Linked DNA regions of Homo sapiens: region 2 is linked to region 1. Evidence: read pairs that join two places in POLR2A ChIA-PET (ENCODE). Cell type or tissue: A673. All regions are shown on one strand.

Evidence for each region. ChIA-PET counts read pairs that join two places held together with the same protein. Peaks named below come from ENCODE experiments on the same cell type or tissue, not always from the same donor. Only the 100,000 strongest peaks of a DNase experiment are listed, where the experiment ranks them.
Region 2: POLR2A ChIA-PET joins it to region 1 with 5 read pairs; 1 of 35 experiments calls an interaction of 5 or more read pairs at or near these places.

The regions. Positions count from the first base shown.
Region 1 is chr2:3,198,189-3,203,188 of GRCh38, forward strand. All of the region lies in intron 5 of EIPR1 (EARP complex and GARP complex interacting protein 1), which reads right to left. Among named protein-coding and RNA genes, the nearest start is that of LINC01250, 75 kb to the left of the region's middle. RefSeq lists enhancers at 1-244, 408-946, 2,231-2,787. In A673, a CTCF peak has its summit at 94; a DNase peak (open chromatin) is centred at 2,303; H3K27ac peaks cover 510 bases.
Region 2 is chr2:3,661,876-3,666,875 of GRCh38, forward strand. All of the region lies in intron 1 of ALLC (allantoicase), which reads left to right. Among named protein-coding and RNA genes, the nearest start is that of ALLC, 6.2 kb to the left of the region's middle. RefSeq lists an enhancer at 318-427. In A673, a CTCF peak has its summit at 658 (motif pointing left); a DNase peak (open chromatin) is centred at 546.

The sequences.
Region 1 (5,000 bases):
GGCTTTCTGGAAAGAGCGCACTGGCTGCAGATGCTCCTGGTGTCTCCCAGCAAGAGGCCTCCCAATTTCAGAGGTGGCCACTGGGAGGCGTGAGCTACAAGACCTGGTGTCCCCCCAGTCCTATGCAAATGGGCTGTGCGAGAGACTGAGAACTCAAAACAGTCCTGGTCAGAAGCCGAGAAAGGCGGTCATCAGTGAGAGACGCAGACACTGCGCTCAGTCAGGGAGAAGAGGCCTCGGGCCCAGGAAGAGCCACATCTTCACCTCCCACTCCGAAAGCCTGCTCTGATGCTTAGGAAACATTTTTGGAAACTGAAAGCCACCATCCTTGCAGAGCCTTGTTATCGGGGGAACCCACCCCCGATAATTCAACGTAGGTTCTTTTCTATTTTCCCTGTGTCGGTCGGTCTGAGAAATAAAGGGAAAGAGTACAAAAGAGAGAAATTTTAAAGCTGGGTGTCTGGGGGAGACATCACATGTCAGCAGGTTCCATGATGCCCCGTGAGCCGTAAAACCAGCAAGTTTTTATTAGCAATTTTCAAAGGGGAGGGAGTGTACGAATAGGGTGTGGGTCACAGAGATCACATGCTCCAAGGGCAACAGAAGATCACAAGGCAGAAGGTCAGGGTGAGATCACAAGGTCAGGGCGAAACTACAACCACTAATGAACTTCCATGTCCCACTGTGCTTGCATTGTCATTGATAAACATCTTAACAGGGTTCAAGAGCAGAGAACCCATCTGACTAGAATTCGCCAGGCTGGAATTTCCTAATCCTAGCAAGCCTGGGGGCACTGCAGGAGGCCAGGGTGTGTTTCATCCCTCATCTGCAACTGCATATGGCAGACACCCCCAGAGTGGCCATTTTAGAGGGCCCCCCCCCCGCCCCGGGAATGCATTCTTTTCCCGGGCTGTTAATTATTAATATTCCTTACTGGGGAAAGAATTCAGCGATATTTATCTTATCCGTTTTGGTAATAAGAGAAATATGGCTCTGTTCCACCCGGCTCCCAGGCAGCCAGACTTTACGATTGTCCCTTGTTCCCTGAAAATTGCTGTTATCCTGTTCTTAAGGTGCCCAGATTTCATATTGTTCAAACACACATGCTTTACGAACAATGTGTGCAGTTAATGCAATCATCACAGGGTCCTGAGGCAACATACATCCTCAGCTTACGAAGATGACGGGATTAAGAGATTAAAGTAAAGACAGGCATAGGAAATTATAAGAGCATTGATTGGGGAAGTGATAAATGTCCATGAAATCTTCACAATTTATGTTCTTCTGTCACGGCTTCAGCAGGTCCCTCTGTTCGCAGTCCCTGACTTCCTGCAACACCTTGTGGTGGTGAGAAGAGGTCAAGAGAAGGTGGGGACACAAGAGACCCACTGGGGGGACAGGGTACCCATGACTCCATATCTGGGCAGAAGCGAGGAGGTTGTGTCTGCATCTGAGCAGCTATGGGGGGCGTGTCCACATCTGGACAGAGGTAACAGGGCTGTGTCCACATCTGGGCAGAGGTGACATGGGTGTGTCTGCATCTGGGCACGCATGGGGAGGGGTGTGTCCACATCTGGGCAGAGGTGACAGGGGTGTGTCTGCATCTGGGCACGCATGGGGGGGTGTCCACATCTGGGCAGAGGTGACGGGGTGTGTCTGCATCTGGGCAGAGGTGACATGGGTGTGTCTGCATCTGGGCAGGCATGGGGGGTGTGTCTGCATCTGGGCACACATGGGGGGGTGTCCACATCTGGGCACGCATTGGGGGGTGTGTCCACATCTAGGTAGAGGTGACGGGTGTGTCTGCATCTGGGCATGCATGGGGAGAGTATGTGTCCACATCTGGGTACAGACAAGGGGGTTAGGGCTGAGGTGGCACCTGGGGCCTCACTAAGAGCTGGGAGAAGAATAGCCATGGTGATAGTCAGAGGAGCTCTCTAGGAATCGCTTGGACAGGGGCACCAGCAGGCTGGGTGTTGCCGAGGAGTGGACCTGTCCGCTCCCTCCCAGCCCCAAGCGGATGGCTGCCGATGGGCTCCTTCTTTTGTTTATGGAGAGCCTCCTGTGTGCCCCCGGCCCAGCTCCCCTGTGCCCAGGTCCCTGCCCAGCCTGGCCCACCACTTTCATCCCCACAACCAAGTGACTTTCAGGAAGTCAAAGGATGTCTCCTTAGGAAAAGCGCGGGGCTTTTGTTTTACGATATCCCTGGTAAACTATCCGCTCTACTGTCGTATGTGCCAAGGGTGACTTACTGATCCTCTCTCCACAGTAAGCTGAAGGGCTATTTCTGCTCCGTGCAGGAAATGTTAATTGCATTCCTGCTGTGTGGGGACAGTTGGCAGGCATGCATCCCACACACGGACCAAGCAGGAAAACGCCAGGAGCACACAGAGGAGGAGGTGGGAGCAGCCGCCACGTGTGGGGCCTCGGGAAGCCTGTCCAGAACTGAAAGGTGGACACAGGGGCGGGGCAGGGAGGGGGGCAGGGGCAGACACCAGAACGCACAAGCACGTGTGAGCACGGCAGGATTAAGCTTGAGTCATGAACACCAGGCCAAGGCATCCGCGGTGAGTCTGGTAGGCTCACCAAGGCAGCCGACACAGCACCAGGCAGAACAGTGGGGGCAGGGCTGGAACCAAGCACTGAACTTGGTGAGGACAGCCAGGGTCCAGGCCAGCTGTCAGCAGGACAGAGTGACCGAACCAGAAAGGCTGGGCAGGTCTGGGCTATGGGCAGGGAGGTGGCAGGGCCTGGGCACTCCGCATGGTGACGGCAGCATGTGCAGCAGCTCGGACGCTGGACTCAAACTAGCGCTAGCAAAGGGAAATTGAACCTGAGGAGCCTGGGGTGTCTCGGGACCAAGAGGTAGGAACCACATTGGGCTTTGGGGCTGCCGAGCCCCAGGCACGTGCTCCCACCCTGAGCTGGGCCCCTCTCTCCACACCTGCTCCGTTTCTCTTTCTCTCACTCCGGCCTGGCTCCCGTATGTGCACAGGGCAGGAGGCAAAAGCGCCGGGAACACCAGGGCCTGACATCCCCCTGATCAGGCACCCAAAGATGAGCCAACCCTTAGACCTCACCCCAAATTCCTGGAGAAGGAGGTAGACTGGCACAGCCGGGCCAGGCACTCGCCAGGAACAATCAACCATGGCGGAGGGGGGATGTTAACAAAAGAGGGGAGTGCTCTGCGCATAAAATCAGAGGCGCCTCCCACCTTCCTATTTCACTCCATCAGATTTTACAGCATCTCTTCCTTCTCATTACGTTTGCGGCAAGGGTGCAGCTTTTCCAGCTGGTGCGGGAGGCGGGCTCCCAGATACACTCAGCATGGACCCAGACACAGAGCGGGGGCACAGGCACTGCAGGGAGGGAGAGCGTGGCTCCCACAGCAAGCTCCAAGGAACCATATAGTGTGCAGGGTGACACACAGGAGCCAAGGAGAGGGTCCCCCTTGCAAAGCTACCGAGGAAGAAAACAGAGCTGGAAAATTCACGACCCTAAACGCTAAGCCACAAGAAAACCTTTAGTAAAAGCCAGTTGGGGAGTAGGTCAAAATAAACATTGCCAACAGCAATGATGGAATACAGTTTCCTAAAGAGAAGAATTGGTAGCAACATTACGTCAAAAACTAGCAATGATTCGAGTGTACACATTATTTCAGAAACACAGGGTGAGCTAATTTTTGGCTTTAACTTTGGCAACTTACAGTTAGTTAGGTTCAATGTCTTTTTATTTTATTTTATTTTTTATTATTTATTTATTTTTTGAGACGGAGTCTCACTCTGCCACCCAGGCTGGAGTGCAGTGGCGCGATCTCGGCTCACTGCAAGCTCCAATTCCCGGGGTTCACGCCATTCTCCTGCCTCAGCCTCCCGAGTAGCTGGGACTACAGGCGCCCGCCACCACGCCCGGCTAATTTTTTGTATTTTTAGTAGAGACGGGGTTTCACCATGTTAGCCAGGATGGTCTCGATCTTCTGACCTTGTGATCCGTCCGCCTCGGCCTCCCAAAGTGCTGGGATTACAGGCGTGAGCCACCGCACCCGGCCTAGGTTCAATGTCTTAACTTCCACATGGACAATATGAATGAAGAAATACCTTTGTAGTATTCCCTTTAGGTAAACAGAAAAAAGTCAAGTGAAATTTTTTACAGGTACTATTTCAGCTTTCTGAAGACCTACTTATCAGGTTAATGATTATCCATTGATGACAATGAATACAGTAAAAAAGACCAACTAGCAGATATAATGAAAAGGCTGGATATTGTTTCTAACTAATCGATACTGTGTTCCAGTTAACTTTCTACTAACTATATTGGTTCATTATGAAACTCTTTAGAAGACAGAAACACAAGGTCACACCTTTAGAAGGTAATGCAAATTCGGCAGAGTGGCCTGGACAAGTTCTTGATGACTCGTGTGTGCGAAACACCACAGGGCCATTCCAGAAGGGGAAGGCCCGAAATCTTGAGCCGAGCAATGCAAGCTGAGCCCCCAACAGAGCTATTCTGCCATCCCAAGCTCTTGCACTTCAACTTCTAACTCCGTAAGTGCTCCTTGCAGAAGTTCAGTCAGCAAAATGGAGCACCGCTTGCGTCCAAAACCCACGGGATAAAACACATCCTAACCTTCAGCTTAAGGACTCGTCTAGATTTTTGAAAGAGTAAGTTAATTAATTAAGCCATCAACCAACTACCAATTAGCCTTGCAGCTGATCAACAAGTATTTATTGAGCAAGCTCCTCAGCCGTGCCGAGTGCCATGACAGCAGATGTGGTTTTTGTTCTCACACTCGGTGTCTGGCTGCCGAGGTAAATGTGTGCAATGAAAAGAAATCACTCAACAAATACAACTCGTTATCAGTTACTCAATGCCAGGCCCTGTGCGGAGCATTTATGCTCATTTCCTAGTGAAATTATCACAAGTCACATGATGTAGATGTGAATATCACCATTTGACAGATGAGAAAACTGAGGCTTGGAACAAGTAAATACTTGTACAAT
Region 2 (5,000 bases), 460 kb after region 1:
TCATGAGGCTGAAATCAAAATCCAGGTGGGCTGGGTTCCCCCTCAGAGGCTCTGGGAGCATCCTCTTCTGCCTTGTTGGGGTTGTGGGCAGAATCCAGCTCCTTCAGCTGGTGGGACTGAGCAGGGGCTGCCCTGACCTCCCAAGGCCTCTCTCAAGTCTCTGCCCATGAGCCCTGAACTTCAGAGCTCAGCCATGATGTGGCTTCTTTCTTTTGAAGCCTGATTCAAAGTCACACTTGGATTCTTTCTGACTTCCTTTTCTGCTCCACAGTTCTGTTTGCAGCCAGAGAAAGTCGCCTGCTTTTAAGGCCTTGTGTGATGATGCTGGGCCCACCCAGATCGTCCAGAATTACCCAGGCCCGTCTTAGGGTCTGTGGCTTCGTTATGTCTGCAAATTCTGCTTTGCATATATGGTGAGAAATACATAGGTCTCAGGATTAGAGAGCATGCATTCTGGAGCACACCCTGCTCACCCAGGGTGGAAGTGTGTACTCCAAGGCCCCGCAGGCAGTTCTTTGTAATTAGCACATCCTGCTCACCACAGGGCGGAAGTGTTTACGCCAAGGCCCTGCAGGCAGGTCATTTGTAATTAGCACATTCCTAGTCATGAGTGGATGCTTTAGGAATTAGTGGCTGATGAGATATACGGACTAATTTCAAGGCGCCACCTGCAGCAGAACCTATGTTACAGCATGAAGAACCCCTGATATTCTTTTTTTATATATAATTTTTATTTTACAAATGTATTGGGTATATGTGAAAGTGTGTTATGTGTATATGATGGATGGTGATCAGCCCAGGGCATTTAGGGTGTCCATTACCTGAGTACAATCCATTCTTCTAGCCTGCAGTCACCCTACTCTCGAAAGAGAATAGTTCTTGACACATAAAACTGGTATGAAATCCAAATTTCAGTGTCCATAAATAAAGTTTTGCTGGAACACAGGTGCCTTCATTCACTTATGTAACGTCTGAAGCTGCTTTGTGTTGCAGTGGCGAGGGGATATAGACCTGCAAAGTGTTTATTACTGGGGGGCCTGGCAATGCTGCGACCCCCAGTGTGATGGAAGAGCACTAGCTTCGGAGTCAGAGGAAGACATGAGTTCACTTTCCATGGGGAGTATGGAAACATAGTGCCTGCACTGTAAGGTGGTTTTAGCGGCAGAAATACCATTGTACCCAGCAATCCCATTACTGGGTATATACCCAAAGAAATGTAAATCATTCTGTTACAAAGACACATGCATGCACCTGTTCACTGCAGTACTATCCATGATAGCAAAGACATAGAACCAACCTAAATGCTCATCAATGATAGACTGGATAAAGAAAACATGGTGCGTATATACCATGGAATACTATGCAGCCATAAAAGATGAGATCATGTCCTTTGTAGGAACATGAATGGAGCTGGAAGCCATCATCCTCAGCAAACTAACATGGGAACAGAAAACCAAACACTGCATGTTCTCGCTTATAAGTGGGAGCTGAACAGGGAGAACACATAGACATGTTGGGGGGAACATCACACACTGGGGCCTGTCGGAAGTCGGGAGGAGGGAGAGCATCAGTGATGAAGAATAGCTAATGGGTGCTGGGCTTAATACCTAGGTGATGGGTTGATCTGTGCAGCAAACCACCATGGCACACGTTTACCTACGGAACAAACCTGCACATCCTGCACATGTACCCCTGAACTTAAAAGTTGGAAAAAAAAAAAGACTCTATGTCAGAAACAGTATCTGCCTGGTGCACAGTAGGTCTTCAATGGTAAGTAGCCAAATAGATGGTTTTGCAGTGTCATTGAGGGTTTCCTATGTTGATGAATGGTTACTGAAAATTTCTAAGATCACTACTAAAAATTGATATTACCTCTAAGGTCATTAATAAGAAAGGATATTGAAATAATGGATCCTTTTCTATAACATGCACAAACATGCTTTGTAAAACCACACACCTGTGCTGTCTGGCAGAACTTTCTGTAATGATGGAAAATCTCTTCTGTTCTGTTCAGTATAGTAGCCATCAGCCACATGTAACTTCCTAGCATGTAAAATGTGGCTCATATGACTGAAGAACTGGATTTTGAATGTCATTAGATTTAAATTTAAATACCATGTATAGCAAGTGGTTCCCACGTCAGTGCAACCATGGAACACTTAGACACCCACTGCCAGCACCAAACCATGTGAGCCTCGTACCCAGCACCTTGTGGTGGGACATCTCTCTTAGTTAAAGGTCTGTCTTTTTTGCCTAAAGACAAAGTAGTAGAAAAGGATATGAGTGGCTGCAGAGCAAACGGTGGCTGAATTTTATACCCCTGCCACCACTTTGCCACCCCTGCTGCTTCTATGAAATGGAAGCAGTTTATTCAACCAGAGGCCAATGTGCCTTTGAAACTTATCTCTATGGTGGCTCCTCTGTAGGATTTTACAAGGGTCTGTTTGTTTTGCGTTTATCTCAAGGTAACACATTTTAAACACATTTGAGTAGCAGGGTCTTAACTACAAATGGAGCTTGGCCAAGAGAATAATAAAAACAGTTTAAGGAAATATTTCTTGGAAGCTGCTGAAAAGGTATCTTTACAACTCCTGTTCTCTAGAGAAGCTTGCAGGCATGGGGGTCAGTGAGTGGACATCGATTTGTGGGAAGGCTAAGGACAAAGGCTATGGAGAATTTTTCACCCCAAGTTAAATTCATTTCTGCCAATTAAGGCAGATGTTTCGGGCCAGGTGTTGTGACTCATGCCTGTAATCCCAGCATTTTGGGAGGCTCAGGTGGGAGAATCACTTGAAAATAGGAGTTCAAGACCTGCCCGGGCAACATAGTGAGACCCTGTCTCTACAAAAAAAGTAAAAATATGGTTTGGTGTGGTGGTGCGCACCTGTAATCCCAGCTACTCAGAGGCTGAGGTGGGAAGATCACTTGAGCCCAAGAGTTTGAGGCTGCAGTGAGCTATGATCGTGCCACTGCATTCCAACCTGGGCAACAAAGAAAGACTCTGTCTCCAAAAAAAAAAACAAAACCAAAACCCCCCCCCAAACCAGATGTTTCCAAATGCTCGATTTCATTTGGAAACACAAACTTAGTCTTGAAAACTGTTATGATTTTTTGAGGTACCACAAATGGCACCTCAAATATATATAAATATATTCAAAAATATTTGTAATGAGCTTAAGGAAAGTGGGTTCACCTAGTTTGAATAACAGGTTTGATGAGTCAGCCTGCCTGTTGACCTCGGGTGGTGCCTGTCGCAGCGAGACGGATCCTGGAAAGGGCCTGTCTGCTTGGCGGCATCAGCTGTAGATGGCATCGCTACACTGACTAATGTTTTCTGAAGACGAGCTTTTATTTATTTCCCAAAGAGAAACATTTCCAGAGGGAGCATTCTTTTCCCTTTTTTTTTGTTTTTGAAGTACTGAGTTGAAGTGTTTTTTTTTAAATTTTATTTTAAGTTCTGGGATACATGTGCGGATGTGCATGTTTGCTACGTAGGTAAACGTGTGCCATGGTGGTTTGCGGCACAGATCAACCCATCACCTAGGTGTTAATCCCCACATGCATTAGCTATTTGTCCTGATGCTCCTCCTCCCCCCACCCCCGACAGGCCGGAGTATGTGATGTTCCCCTTCCTGCGTCCGTGTGTTCTCATCGTTCAGCTCCCACTTATGAGTGAGAACATGTGGTGTTTGGTTTTCTCTTCCTGCGTTAGTTTGCTGAGGATAATGGCTTCCAGATCTACCCAGGTTCCTGCAAAGGACATGATCTCATTCCTTTTTATGGCTGCATAGTATTCCATGGTCTATATGTACCACATTTTCTTTATCCAGTCTATCATTGATGGGCATTTGGGTTGATTCCGTGTCTTTGCTATTGTGAATAGTGCTGCAATGAACATATGCGTGCATGTATCTTTATAGTAGAACTATTTATATTCCTTTGGGTATATACCCAGTAATGGGATTGCTGGGTCAAATTGAAGTGTTTTACTAAGTTGAATGTGAGCTTCAGTGGGGTGGGGCTACACAGAGTGAAGTGTGGAGGCTGCTGGTACCTTGAGAAAGGGTATAAATGCTTTTCTCTTTCTTTTGATCTCTTTCTCTGTTGAATTTACAGCCTCTGGTATATGCATGTAAGATGGAATGCTCTGTGTAGGTTATCGGAGGCACACCAAAGGAAAAGATGAAAGACTGTATGCACAAAAGGCCAGCCTGCACCTCCCGTGCCCTCTGCTTCCCAGGGAAGCCGATCAATACAGATGGAGTGGGTCATGCCCCACGTTACCAGGACCCCTGGCTTCTCCCACCACAGGGGGGTGGCTGGGAGGGAACATTACATTAATTACTTAGGCAAAATGCCTGAGCGCTCTGTACCGGGGCATAGTGAGCTTGCTGGAGCTGATGGGGAAAAAGTTAAGCTGTTTCCAGAGAACCGCTGGTGTATCCAGTGTTTTGTAGTGACTTAGCGTATCACACAGTCGGCAAGCCTCTGCTGTGTGCCCGTGACTGGCCCAGCACTGCGTGATTTTGCGTGGAGCAGAGGACAATGATGAAGGGGTGTGTGCAGGGGGAGCCCGTGGACTTGGTGAGACCCACAGGCCACAGCCAGGCTGCTTAGTCTGTAACCCGCCCACGCTGCAGCCTCAGCATCTACACCCTTCGACCCACAGCCTCCCTGTGTGGAGTGTGCATGTAATCAGGAGAGGCAGATAATAAATATATATGCCCAGCCAGGCTTGTGCTGTGGCACAGCAAACAGGGCAGCGCGCAGTCAGCATCACCCAGCCTTGATGAGCACGCCGCGATGCTGCTACGAGCTCTGTGAAGACGCGATTTTAATTCCAGCCAGTCGGTAGGTTGTGTGTCTGTGTGGCGGTTTAGCACCGTTTCAAATTCTGCATTGCATGGTGGGGGCGACGGTGGTGGGTGAGCTCTGCGTCGTAATCTTTTCGGAGCTCTTCCAGCACAGTCCAGTCAAATCCTCTTTGACGACAGGCCTGT